Regions from separate parts of the Homo sapiens genome. Here region 1 is linked to region 2. The links are chromatin contacts, found by Hi-C or POLR2A ChIA-PET in ENCODE. All regions are on one chromosome and are shown on one strand. The core of a region is the stretch at or near the end of the contact, and the rest is flanking DNA. Distances in the headings are between cores, read along the strand shown. Region 1 overlaps EPHA4 (EPH receptor A4). Region 2 overlaps EPHA4 (EPH receptor A4).

Evidence for each region. Hi-C counts contacts between places; a loop is a spot of excess contacts on that map. ChIA-PET counts read pairs that join two places held with the same protein, here RNA polymerase II (POLR2A). Pooled maps may share reads with other maps.
Region 1: a loop to region 2 is called in a map of endothelial cell of umbilical vein, with 2.7 times the contacts of the local background. The contact joins two enhancer-like sites. A Hi-C loop is called at or near these places in 5 of 168 maps with a recorded cell type or tissue (CD4-positive, alpha-beta memory T cell, cardiac septum, endothelial cell of umbilical vein and 2 more) and 8 of 50 pooled maps. POLR2A ChIA-PET finds 5 or more read pairs at or near these places in 6 of 52 experiments (CD4-positive, alpha-beta T cell, CD4-positive, alpha-beta memory T cell, CD8-positive, alpha-beta T cell and 3 more).

What each region holds. Positions count from the first base shown.
Region 1 is chr2:221,511,896-221,519,640 of GRCh38, reverse strand. The region is part of intron 3 of EPHA4 (EPH receptor A4); the gene reads left to right. Among named protein-coding and RNA genes, the nearest start is that of EPHA4, 57 kb to the left of the region's middle. RefSeq lists enhancers at 1,301-1,800, 1,658-1,952, 1,801-2,302, 1,276-2,475. Within about 2 kb of position 1,765, at least 22 of the 41 ENCODE cell types and tissues checked have a DNase peak (open chromatin) inside an H3K27ac peak, as active enhancers do.
Region 2 is chr2:221,417,938-221,424,669 of GRCh38, reverse strand. EPHA4 (EPH receptor A4) reads left to right here. Exons shown (of 18, transcript NM_004438.5): 18 at 4,118-6,643. Among named protein-coding and RNA genes, the nearest start is that of EPHA4, 150 kb to the left of the region's middle. Within about 2 kb of position 4,454, at least 2 of the 41 ENCODE cell types and tissues checked have a DNase peak (open chromatin) inside an H3K27ac peak, as active enhancers do.

The sequences.
Region 1 (7,745 bases), core at 516-3,015, 98 kb before region 2:
TTGCAAAGGTAATTGCGGTTTTTGCCATTGAAAGTAATGGCAAAGATCGCAATGACTTTTGTACCAACCTAATAACTGGAGCAGAGGAAAAGAAGTTCTGTTGGATTCGTCTGAAGAGCTGAAGGAAAGGAACTGGGTTTTCTCACTGTTAATTGCCCCTTTCTCATCTCAACCTGGCTCCTTTCCTCAGATTCTTGCTTTGGAATCACCATCTGTTTTCCACTCCACAGAGCTTTGGGAGGAATGTCAGCTCTGTTGTCTCCGACTTAAGGTCCAAATGCCCCTTTTCAGAAACTGTCCATCATTTAAAGTTCGACGAGAAAACTTGGACTTGCTTTGTGGCCATAAGACCCTATATTTTCAGATTTCCTATAGACGATGTTTTGTTATATCCTGCTTTAAAAAAAAAGTGTTTAAAACTACATTTATAGCCACCCTAGCTGTTGCACTGCACTGTTTTTTGGTTAAAACATGCACCTGCTTTGTTAGTAAAGGAACCTTTGCCAAGTGAATTGTATGTGGGAGGGTGTGACTAACTCTGCAAAGGGACTTATCTCTTATCCTATCTGCCTGAGCTCCCAAGGCTGCCTTTGATAAGATTTATTTCTTCTTGCACCAGCCCCACCCCTCCAACCTTTACTGCTATCTTTCCTCTGAAAATTATTCATATCTAAATATTTTAACTTTTCAAAACTACTCTGCTCTCTGGTTTCATATTTTGTTGAGTGATCTAACCCTTCCTCTGGGAGACAAGTGCTCCCAAGCAAGAGAGCATTACAATTCTGCCTCCCCTGCTCCTCCCACCTTTTAAGTATTATCAGCAGACCTGCTTGCTTACCCGTGTTAGGATTGTGCTGTTTCCTTTTTGGCAAGCTTCAGCCAAGCCCATAATGTTGCAAGGCTGTTTGAAGGGAAATGTAAGTCACAATGGCAAGAAACATAGAAACAGAAAACATAGGAACAGAAAAAGAAAAGTAAATCTGAAATGATCTTCGTACAGCTTGGTTCACAGCAAGGAGTGGTCTGAGTTGCTTTCTGTGTCTAGACATTTAGATGCTAAAGGCAACTGTGTCATCATTCATTCATTCATTCGTATACTTAGTCTACATATTTGTGGTGAGTAGCCATCGTTACAGGTTACAGGTTACCAAATGTTAGAGATGTAATAGTAAACAGGATGGGCGTATTTGCAGCTGCTATGGATCTGAGAGTGTGTTCTGCAAAGGGTGATAGACATGAAACCTCAAAACACACAGTTCATGACTGGATTACAGTTGTGCAGCAGGAGCGGGTAAAGAGCGGGGTCTAGGGAAGAGAGATTTCCTAACCTAGACTACAGGCATCAGGAGAGGATTCTTGTTTCTTACAAGCTGGAGGTGAGGACCATTTTGCATTGGAGGATAAGGACTGAGCTCTTAACCACAGAAGCCATGGAGTGGGGAGGGGGAAGCATGAACAGTTTCAGATCTGAATAAATCCACTCAATTTCTCAGTTTTCCTGAAAACCAGCTACCTATTTTCTGCCTCCCAATTAGATGAAATTCTGTTCTGGGAGGAAACAGGAAAGTAAAGACCTCAGTTGTAAAACAACACTGCGCTGCCCACACCAGCAGCTACCTAATGTCAACCTGAAACCTCATAACTCACTTACTTCAATGGCTGTTGACAAACTCTTGTCAGCTGCACCCTTAGTTCCGGTTTGAATCACGCTCAGGAAGCTGGCCCCTCGGCTGGCTTCCTCAAGTTAGTGGGTGCTGTCATGCAGCTGCTATCAAGGTGTGGCCCACTTGCAAGTGGTCAGGACCCAGGGCCTGGTGGCCAAGCCTCATCAAAGCTGTTGTGATAGCACATGCGGGTGGCATTCTTGAGCTGGGAAGTGGTGTCCCAGTCTGCTTAAGTAGATGCAGACATGACTCATTTGGAAGGATACAGCCAAGGGGAAAATCAAAATTTGCTTTGTATGTCACTTGTTTGGAATCTTAAGTCCACTTAAAAAAAAAAAATGCCCTGCAACTGTGAGGAAGAGCAGAGTTAGTCCTTTATGTCACTTACTTGGAACTCTCGACTCCCGGCTCGCCCTCCTCCACCCTGGTCCAGGTGGCCATGCCCTCTCTGCTGGATCTCAAGGGCCTCCTTACAGGTCCCCTGCTTCTAATCATACTTCCTGTCATCCACGTTCTACCAGCAGCCAAATGAATCTTTTGACAATTTGTATCAAATCATATTGCCAGACTGAGAATAAAAACTAAACTCCTCACTGAGTTAAGGGCCTGTGGGCTCAGGATGACCACTCTGATCTCAATCTTGGCATGCCTCTTGCAACATTTCCTAGCATCAGTAATCTTCTGTCTGTCTAATACATGCCTACTGTAGGCCTTCTGCAACTTTCTCTTCTTCCTGGCATGCTTTCCCATGTAATGTTCACAATTGCTGGCCCTTTATTAATTGAGATCCCCTATGAACCACCTTCCCAGCCCCATCCTCAGTCTCTCATATTACCAGGTTTATTCTCCTGTACAGTTCTATCCCTGCCAGTAGAATATGTGCTCTGTGGAAACACAGGCCGTGCCAGTCATCCCTTCCCTATGTCAGGCACACGTAGGAGCGCTCAGCAATACATGTGGATGAATGAACCTTCACACCATAGAGCAAAGACATTTGTTTCCCTCTTTTTTCTGATCTGATTTTTAATAAGTGACAAAAAGAGCACAGGAGTGCTTGGGAATCTCTGCTAAGACAGGTAAGAGAAATTTCAATAAACAGTTTGGAGGGGTGGATTTATTTGGGGAAAAAAAAGGACCTTGCTCACAGTCCTAGGGCTGAGAAAGTGTTGGAGCTCAGTTCCTGAGCTCCATAAATGAGTCTGCACCAGTCCTGGAAGGAAAGATAAACGTGCTGGACTAATGTGCTCAATGGCATTTGAACTGAATTGTAAGTGACTTTGGGGTTTATCAGAGCATCCTAGGTTATTTGAGAATCACTGAATCTAGGTCGGGCATGGTGGCTCACCCCTGTGATCCCAGCACTTTGGGCCGAGGCGGGCCGATCACCTGAGGTCAGGAGTTCAAGACCAGCCTGACCAACATGGTAAAACCCCATTTCTACTAAAAATACAAATATTAACCAGGGGTCGCGGCGGACGCCTCTAATCCCAGCTACTTGGGAGGCAGAGGCAAGAGAATCACTTGAACCTGAGAGGCGGAGGTTGCAGTGAGCCGAGATCGTGCCTCTGCACTCCAGCCTACAGGACAGAGCAAGACTGCGTCTCAAAAAAAAAAAAAAAAAAAATCATTGAATCTATCAGATCATGGGAACCGTATAGACTTGGAATTTTTGAGGATTAAAAAGAGATATTTTAAATTATTTAGTCTGGTACTCTTAGAGGAAACTGACCCCTAGAAACCTTAAATTGTTAAATGTTAGGAATGGAATCCAGGTCCCCTTTTCACAGAGCCTGGCCTCTTCTCAGTCATTGTATTTCAGCCATTCACTTCCTCCACTTCTACATAGCAGGGAACGGATTCCTGGTTGTGTTTTTGACAGGAGAAATGTAACCTTAACACAGCCTTGAGGAAAACATGAAGGTGATCATCCATCTGCCAAAATTTTTAATGCTATGTTTTGTTTTTCTTTCTTTTCCTGGGGGAAGGATTTATGACTTCATCTTTTTTTTTTTTTTTCCCTTCAAATCTGAGCCTCTTTAGAAATGATCCTGCCTCAAGGCTAGGGGGAAAAAATCCTATTTTAAAAAATAAAATGTAGATCTTCTTATGGTCTGCTTTCCAGACACAAAAGAGATCTATGTCTTTTATTATTATTATTTTTGAGACAGGGTCTTGCTCCGTTGCCCAGGCTGAGTGCAGTGGCACAATCACGGCTCACTGAGGCCTTGACCTCCTGGGCTCAAAGGATCCTCCCACCTCAGCCTCCCCAGTAGCTGGGACTACAGGTGCATGCCACTATGCCCAGCTAATTTTTAAAAACTTCTCGTAGAGACAGAGTCTCACTATGTTGCCCAGGCTGGTCTCAAACTGCTGGATGTAAGCAGTGTTCCTGTCTTAGCCTCCCAAAGTGCTGGGATTACAGGCATGGTAAGCCACCCACCGTGTGTGATGTGGCCAGGATCTAATTTTGATTGTTGATTAAGAGTACTTTTTAAGTAATTTTCAACTGTTTTGTGATATATGAAAAAGAAGACTAATTAATAATGAGATATCAAATAATGTTTCTTAAATTGAGGTAGCTTGGCTGGCCGTGGTGGCTCATGCCTGTAATTCCAGCTCTTTGGGAGGTCGAGGTGGGAAGATCACCTGAGGTTGGGAGTTCGAGACCAGCCTGACCAACATGGAGAAACCCCGTCTCTACTAAAAATACAAAATTAGCCATGCATGGTGGCGCATGCCTGTAGTCCCAGCTACTTGGGAGGCTGAGGGAGGAGAATCGCTTGAACCCAGGAGGCAGAGGTTGCAGTGAGCCAAGATCGTGCCATTGTACTCCAGCCTGGCCAACAAGAGCAAAACTTCGTCTCAAACAAACAAACAAAAATTGAGGTAGCATCTTGTAAATAGAATCCTAGAAAAGGTTTTCAACTTCCCATGCCTTTTATAGTCATTTTTGAATGTTGGTCTAGAGATCTGCTTGGGATGAGTAAGATTTTTTTGTACATCTGAGATAAATTTAGGTTGTTAGTGACATGCTGTTCTTTTGTATTTGATAATAAGCCTGATCTGTTTCTCTTGCTTTCTTTAAATGGGTCAGTTCTGGCTTCCAGCTCATCCATGTTTTACAAAGAACAGTTGTTCCACTTTTTCTTCTCTCATGACCAAACACTTTGGGAGCATGTCAACATCATGGTCTTGTTTTTATTATGATTAATATCAATTTTTCACCCATCGTTTGTGTTTAATATTTGGGATGAGAAACGGACAAACAAATGAGCAGATTCTGACTTGGTATTTCTCCTGCATGCCATTTGTGATTTATAATTTATACATGGAAGGATTTACTGACCTACCTGATAGTCCCTCCCAACAAAGATAAACACACTTACACGTCATCAGGGTAAGTAAGATGCACTTGAAAGGGACAAATAATTCACCTGCAAGCACTTTTGGCTTCATGCCTTTTCCCATGAATTTGAACTGTTGACAGAGAATGCTCAGGCTGCCAAAACACTTCCCACAGAACCTCCCAAAATCCCCGAGGTTGGGACCAGCTCCACTTGCCATGCTGTGAGAAGGACTAAACACTAACCTTTTGTGCCCTACAAGAGTGCATCACACGAAAGCAAGAAAATGGTCCACTTCCTTTGGGATTCAGGTCTGGGGATGTGCTGCTCTCCTCTGTTCCCTTTTGTGGATGTGGTCCTATGAAAGGCTCACCTGTAAGGCTGGACAAACTGCCAAGTCGTCCTTGTCAAACTGGGTGCAGAGGACCTTCCACTGTCACACTGTGTATTTCGGCTGCCGATTCAAACCGATTTCTTGGGACAATGACCCATCAAGCTGAAGAGTTCAAAATGCATTAAGTAGATTTTCAAACCCCCTCCCCCCGGCTTACAGGAGTATAACTGAGTCCGTGGGAAAGGGTGGGTTGTTGCCAGCACCCTTTTGTACTTTTAAGAGGAAGATCATCGTCTGTTATCCCAAGCTTTTGGGGCTCTCATCTTTGCTACCATCCCTGGGACTTCTCTGTACTGTACCAAAAACAGACAGTGCAAATTCTCCATAAATTTCACTTAGTCTAGACTAGGTCTCTTCAGGGAGCTCCTTGAGAATTTTTATTTTGTGCTCCTCAGACATAAGCAATGTTGAAAGAGTCAAACACATATGATATTAAATGCTGGCAGAAAGTTGTGTAAAATCATTAGTCCACTACATGCAATACCAAAAATAGATGTTTAACCTGATCGTATCTGTTAAATATAAAACACTTTTTAAAAATCTTGTGTGCTCAAAAACTTTCAGAAAATTTTTAATATATACACTCATTTTTTTTAAAGGTGACCCATCAGAGGAGCCAGGATTAAAAACCTCAGCAGAGAATCGTAATACGTTGCTAATAACTGTAGCATTGGGGAATTCAGTCTTTTAAAGGTTCTGCTTCTTGTGTGTGTGATTCTCAGGCCCCATCAACATAACAAAAAAGAAGAGGTGCACTGAGCACTTATTACTGCAGTCATTTCAGCTGCATAAATCATGATTCCTGACAACTCAGGCTGTAAAGTCGTTTGGATGACAATGACTAGCAATGCTGCTGCCGGAGTTAATCAAATAATTATTTAACATGTGTTTCTCTTGGTCTGGCCCTGGCTTCAGAACATATTTCATTCGTTCCCAGGCCTCTGTAGTGCCTTTACTTTTAAATAAATGGAGGAGCTGAGCAAGTGTAAGATATGCATAAAGTTAATGACAGAATCACTTATGTCTCCTATTGGACTGTGCTCTCCCTCAAAAGAGGATTCTTGTCTAAATTAGTTTGGGTGATACCCACAGTACCCACCTCAGTGTTTTGTTCCAGGCTAGCAGTCACTATTATTTTAGCTTCTTCTGGGTGAAGCCAGCTTCCTGGTTAAACTCTTTTTCTCCAGGTGATACTCAGGGGGCACCTTTTCTTTCGGGTGGTTTTTCTATTCCATTACCTCTGCAAGCAGACAGCCTGGGTTAGGTGCATGGGTGAGGTCCCCAGGAAAGTCTCAAAGCACCTCTGCCAGAGATCACTCCTTAAAATGTGAGAGGAAGCAGTGGTCTGCTTCCTTCCTGAAGGGAACAGCCTCATATTCCCAGCCTTTTAGCTCTTAGTATGTGCTCAATAAATAGTTGCTCTCATTATTGCCATTACTGTTATTATGTAAAGGCTTAATAAATGTTTGCTAAAACATAAATGGCCCAATGAATGAATAAATGCACATACCTAATAAGGGATGAAATTTCTACATAATGACGCTAATCTGCATAGACCCGTGTATTAAATTCAGACGGGCTAGTGTGAGGAGAGGAAGAAGAAAAGAACAGCTGCTTCCTTTATTCAGTGCCCTGACCTGTTATCTGTAATCAGGGGATGTATAATGAGCCACTCATCTTTATGTACCCCAAATATCAAAGGGTGAAGAAAACAATAGCAACTCATCAAAAAGCTTGATCCTCTGTGAAATGTCCTGGGCAATCAAGTTAGGTGTTAGTGTCTCCTGATTTGCATTTCATGGCTGCGATGTGCTAGCGGTGGTGAGGATTGATAGTTTATATGGCAGCACTTATTTAAATCTTTCAAAAGTATTTTCAGATATTTTCAGTAATTTTAATTCAAATTAATGGCAGGGGTTTTCTTACAAAATATGATTACTTACTTTCTACATTTAGTTCATCTAAAATATACGCTTTTCTTGATTTTTTCTTACATGGTGGTCATTTTAATTTTTAGCATCCATTTGTTTCTATTCCTAATATAAACTTCAGCATATTAGGCAAACAAGTTTACTTGGCTTTTGTGACTTAAAAATATTATTATAGAGTCATTCAATTAAGTTCTGCTTAATCTACTTGAATTTATATCTCCAATAGAATTAATTTATTGAAAATCAAATTAATATTTCTTTAATCTCAAAATTTACTAAAGTCATAATCATTTTTATTTCAGGCATGAGGGGAAAAAAAGGAAAATACCCTAAAAATTTGTAGAGCCCTAGGTATTAGTTTGTTTCCTTCAGCTGTTTTATAAGGCAATATTGAAAACCATATTTTGTTTTT
Region 2 (6,732 bases), core at 3,205-5,704:
AGACTTGGAACTCGCCTCGGCTTTCTCATGATCAGAAAGTTGAACTACTGAAAAATGCACTGCTCATCCATAAACCTATTAGCTTTCAATGCTTCTATTTTTATATACCAGCATTGAGTTTGTTCATTCCTAGAAACAAAGGACATAACTTTGGACTGGACACATTTTAACTTTTCATTCTTTTTTTTTTTTTGAGTTATTTCATTTTTATCACTTTTAAACAAGAGTTGCTGATTTTAACGACCTTTCTTTCCCCTTGGTTGTATCCTGAAAGCTATTTCTTATAGAGCAAGGAATGTTAAATTTGATGCTGTCAAATCATGACAGTTTAGTGAAAACCTTTTTTGCAACATAAGTTGTAAAAGCTTTTCTGTTCAGAAGGAATGTGAAATTTGTTTTTAAAACTACTCCAACAATTTTTGTTTTATCACCACTTTTGCAGAAGTCTAGGAGTTCTGGATATTCACGTTAAAAGCTGACAAATGTAGGACTTTTTTGTTTCTTTTGCTTGCTTGGTAAAAAAAAAAAATTATTATTATTATTATTATTACTATTTGAGACAAAGTCTCACTCTGTTGCCCAGGCTGGAGTGCAGTGGTGCAATCTTGGCTCACTGCAACCTTGGCCTCCTGGGCTCAAGCAATTCTGCCTCAGCCTCCCAAGTAGCTGGGATTACAGGCACCCACCACCCAGGCCTGGCTAATTTTTGTATTTTTAGTGGAGACGGGGTTTCACCATGTTGACCAGGCTGGTCTCGAACTCTTGATCTCAGACAGTCCACCTGCCTCAGCCTCCCAAAGTGTTGGGATTACAGGCGTCGGTCACTGCGCCCAGGTGGCATTGTATTTTAACTAACAACAGAATGTTACCTTGTGTACATTGAATAATTAAAAGTTTTTTTTTTTTTTCTTAAAGTCTACAACTTAAGACAAGGTATTTTCTAAACACTGAACATATTAAAAGCAGACCATTTCAACAGAGAACATGTCCATTCTGAAATAGCCTAACAACATTATATACTATGCTGGTGTTGTTTTGTTCCTGCTCAGCAGGTATTTCTGTAAATGAAGTAATCAGGGAAGGATCAAAGGAGAGGTGAAGTATGAAATCTTATTTTATTCAAAGGTCACCGTCTGAATCTTCAAAATTTCAACATATGCATATATTAGAGTCAAGGCTGATGCAAAGGCCAAAAAAGGACTTTCCAAGTGCCTAAAATAATATCCAGCAACAGTAAAAGTGTTAACTCTCTCCACTACCTCCATGAAGTTTTAGAAGAGAAATGTGAGAACAATAGGAATGATGCATTGTTTCCCAGGGCGCAGAGCCAGACTCTGGCATCCGGACAGCTATGGATTCTAAAGCCAACTGAAATGTTGACACTGGGAAATTCACTCCACTTTTCTTTATAACTCAGTTCCTCCACCTGGAAATTAGAGAGATAATGATACCTTAATAATAACACCTTTCCTAATGCATGGTGTTGTTGCAAGTGTGTATGAAATATTCTTAAGTAAAACACGGTGAGCTCCACAGAAGAAAGGTACGCTTCTTCCTCCAACATTGTCCAAGTATTATTCATCTGTCTTTCACTTGTAACCCCAATTGTTTTATTACAACATGCCAGAGTGGGGTGAAATGAAGTTCAGTGGTAGGGGGGTCACACAGTGAAGCTTCTTCACTTAAATGGATTTATGAGAGTTTGGAGGTAAATACATATTTATACAATGGTGGTAGACCTTTCAAGTTATGCTGGCAGGATAAACATGCATTATTTAGCCTTGACATTTATAAAATTATTGTTTTGTAATGGGGAAGACAGTGATACAAAAGTAAAATTCTATTGCAATGAAAAGAACTGGATGGTAAAGACATTTTGATGTCATCACGACTGACTCAAAGGAACAAGCCTTTGTTTATTTAGTCACAATGAATTCTCCTTAACTCATGACCCTACATAGACCACATGCTTTGTCTGGTCTCTGTTTAAGAAATTTCCCATGATAAAGGAGTTGCCTGAATTCAATGGTGAGGAGAAGGCTTATTTCACTCAACTCGTATCCTGGCATTAAGTAGATACAAGTCTTCACATTCCCTTACATCTCAATTCAAATGTCCAATCATTTCTGCATACACACCAAGTCCCCAAATTGCCCACTTAATATTACAAATATATTTATGTAATATCTATTGATATCCAGATGTTAAGTGGAGAAGGAATTGGCAGACTGAAAGGCAACACGTGTTTATGAGACCATTCTTTCTCCTTTAAGAATTTCTAGTAGCAAAAGAAACCATTACCAACCTTGTGTGTCCGCAGGACGTGGAATACACTCTAGCGTTTTAAGATCATATTCATGTTCTCCTCATACTTCACATAAATACCTGCCCACCTGATGAAATCCCTTCACATTCAGGTTTCAAAAACTACATTTGATGGATTTGACCGATTTCCAGAGAGGAAATAGTTAGAAGGTAGATTTGATGACTTTTCTGTCATTTTTACGTAATTGTCAACATAACATTCATGTTCATGTCGACCCAGGGACCACAGGTGTGCACAACCATGCCTGGCTAATTTTTTTTTTTTTTTTTAAAGATGGGGTCTTGCTCTTTTGCCCAGGCTGGTCTCAAACTCTTGGGCTCAAGCAGTCTTCCCTCCTTGGGCTCCCAAAGTGCTGGAATTACAGGTATGAGCTACAAGACCTGGCCAGAAAACGATTTCTCTCTCTTTAAATAGACTAAAGTGTTTTCTACAATTTTAAATATGGTCGTTTACTACAAAAAATTAAATTTTATTCTCTACACGATAAATGTACACATATGCAAAACAGACAAGTGATTTGATAAAATAGGCAAAATAATCTATAAAAGTGCATTTTGGTCTTAATTACTGCCCTTTGCTTGAGGCCACCAGCTGCTAAACATGGTCACCGTGGTGGGAGGCATAGTCCAATAAGTAATCTGGATAGTTGGTTGTTATAAATGAAAGAAGGGAACTTACTTCCTTTGGTTTGAGTTGATTATGTGACAAATATATGGACAATGAGGAGCCATGAGGAGTCCATTGCTGTGTGCCAGCCTTGTTCGATTCCAGGCTGATGTCTAGAATTCCAGCCTGCGGCTGATTAGTTCTTGATATGTGGAAGGAGGCTTGAACCTAGAAGACCTCTGTCGTTCATAGAGCAAGTATCTCCCTGTGTCCCATGTTCCCTCTCTCCTGCCTGTTTACATGTAGAGAGTATGGCTCTTTCGCCATGTTAGATTAGATACTTCTATTTATCAGGAGTTACTCTCTTGTTAAGAAAAACCACCACTTTTTTTCACTTCTTAGTTTGCATTTTTCTTTTTTTTCTTTTCTTTTTTTTTTGAGACAGAGTCTCGCTCTGTCACCCAGGCTGGAGAGCAGTGGCGCTGTCTCGGCTCACTGCAAGCTCCGCCTCCCAGGTTCACGCCATTCTCCTCCTGCCTCAGCCTCCCGAGTAGCCGGGACTACAGGCGCCCGCCACCACGCCTGGCTAATTTTTTGTATTTTTAGTAGAGACGGGGTTTCACCACGTTAGCCAGGATGGTCTCAATCTCCTGACCTCGTGATCCGCCCACCTCGGCTCCCAAAACGCTGGGATTACAGGCGTGAGCCACCGCGCCCGGCCCTTAGTTTGCATTTTTCAATCATTATTGTTGACTATGGGTGGATTGTGAACTGAAACAAGTCAGGATTTTCATTTCATAGACAGGCTGTTCAACACGGTGGTTAAAGCATAAATATCAATTAGAACTTTGTGGGGTCTAATCCCAGCCTTGCCACTCCAGAGGGTATGGCATTGGGCAGGGTACTTAGTCTCCTTATGCTCAATTTCCTCATCCATATAATGGAGATAAGAATAGTACCTATCTCGGAGTTGTAATTAAGCTGTTAGTAAACAGGTTTTTTTTGCTCTTATAATTGCTATTTTTCAGAAAAGGAAAGTATAATTCGTGATCTCACCACTGAACTACTTTTACTGAAGGATACCAACTTCTACGAACCTATATATTCTTTCTTACAATAGTGGTTGACAGTTGGCTCGCAATATGGGTCGACGTTTTGTCTAAAGTCTTGCTCTTTTATCTACAGGGAGTAGATTCTGCTATCTTGGCCTCACAGCCCTTCCTGTTGATTACAAAGCCCGTGGAAGAAAACAGAACACACCCTCCTCAGTTCCGTCTAAATGTGTTTCTTCTGCTTCAATTACACCAGTTCTGGGGCAAAGACACTGATGAAACAACACCCATACCTGAAAAGAATAAATGTGTGACTTTCAAATCCCCTTTCGCAGTGAAAGAAACAGCAAACACTTAAGATTCAGCATCTGTTCTCCAGTTGCACTGAGGAATGCACTGTCTCGCAGCACCAGCTCTGCAGAGCCCTTGCCCCAGACTCTTTGCGGTTTTATTTATATGTATTTCCATATTTCATTCCTGTGTGTCACTGCTGCATTGGTGTGGCAGCAAGTGACCAAATGCTACAGGTCTTACTATGGACACCAGGTCAGGTGCAACCACACAAAACAAAGCCAGTTCCATGAGCTGCCTATGATATGCATTGCGGAAGTAACATTTTACCCAGGGTGTGCCATTGCAGTGATATAAATATATTTTTTTCTTAGACTAAATATGAGCTGACTATCTCTTTTGATGTGTGTACATAGGTGTGAGTGTGTCTGTATGCGTGCCTGTCTGTGTGCGGGTGTGTGTATGTGCGTAGCCTCATGCTTAGGACTACCCATGAATGTTGTGGAATGCTACACCTGGAGAGTTCTGGTTTTCCACCAGTTTCAAGATGAAGAACTACATGATACAGTGGACCTGGAGACCATCCCCTTGGAAAGACAACCCAGAGATGTTCAGCATCCTGTATCTACACGCATCCTGTATCTACACGTGTATTTTGTAGCTGTCACACTAACCTTAATAAGAATTCTACAGCTTTGGACAGAGGCATTTTCACCTTAATGGTGAAGTAATTTAAAATATAAATCCATTCAGGTGACAACCCATCATCAAAATTACAAATTTTCTGATTGAACTCATCTGAATCATCAGTTCCTTGATGGAGAGAGAGAAGGAGATGGAATGTGTCTGGTAACCCCAAATGGAGTACAAGTAGCCTTTGTTTTCCTGCATAAATGGACTTGTTGAATGCGAACGAATATATGCAATTCATATACTTTTGGAGATGAACGTAGATATGTGTGTCAGCTTTGAGATGGTGTGTCCTGGATTAATACTTTGTCTCCCAATATCACAGAAAAATACATGCCAGTGACTCTTGAGGTTAAGGTAGTTGGGATGAAATGGCCTCAGGCAATTTCACATTCCCTAATTACCTGGAAAGTTCTACAGTAATTAATATGCAGCTAACTCCTGTTGCCCTCACAAGAGCATCAGCCTTCTAGAATCGGAGCTCCGGAGTGTGAAGATTCAGTATTGATATGATATGTATACCAAACTCCAGCCAACTTACTGCCATTTTTCATAATCTGAGTGGCTGCCTTGCTTATCCTAAGCTGTGGTTGCAGAAACCGTGGCCATTTATATAAGCTATAACATCAAATCAGGGAAAAATGAGGAAAAAAAATAGATTCTGAACCATTTATTGTTGAATAAGTAGAGAAAATCATCAATAAATATTTATTACATTCTGACAGGGTGTGTGGCATTGTGTTCTATGCCAGAGTGACAAAGTTGATTCACCCCTTTTTGGGGACCTTAATATATTTTTTAAGGGATGTGCCTATGCATTGATGCCTGAAAAATATGTATAAAGAAATGAGGTTGACTCTTCTGAGCAGTTCATCTTTTCCAGAGGTAAGGGTAGGAGGCCAACTTCAGGGTCTGGGTCTGAGCCCGTGGGCAAGCCCTGGCCGAGTGAGCTCCAATGCTAACTCATGTGCCGATCTCTAGAGCAGTGGGAAACTACCCCGCTGCACCAAATCAAGTAGCTTCACCTTGTGTATGCAGGCCCCAAGTTATTTTTTAGCAATCTTACGAGTGAAATGTTCTGGTGGGTTGAAAAACGTTCTTATTTTAAAGAAAGGTTGTGCTCGCTACACTGCTGGTGTGTGCATTCTGAGACCTCTTGTATTCAATCTGTGAAGGATATGTGTATTAATCCGTACACCCGTATAGCCTCAATATTTGTCTGAAGACACTTAAATTCTGACCCATAAAGGAAAGTTCTAGAAGCAATATTTTCACTTATTTAACATTCTCCAAACAACATCAAGCATTGATACACACTGAAGAGTGCGTTTATTTTTTGTATCACTCTAAGTATGTTGGAATATGCAAGGACTGTGGTTCAAATTAGAATGTATAAGGCATATTATAATTTAGTTCATACTGAATAAGAAATTAACAGAACATTGTTCGGTTCACACGTTCCAAACTTTGAGTGATTTCTGGAGTTAGACATAGATTTTCTATTTTGTTTTAATTTGTCAAGGTATTTTTCTTCCCTTCATGAACTTTAGGTACACATAACTTATGTCATTTATTTATGGTCTTTTATACCTAGTTTGTAAAATTGTAAAATAGCAAACTAAATGCAAAGAGTTTGCATTTGAAAATAATAAAGTAGTTGCCGTATACAACCCTGCAATCTGGTTGTCTCTTTCAATAACTTTTGCTATATATATGGTGTGCCTAAATGAATTAATTATTTGTTGTCATTTAATTAAAACAAAAAAT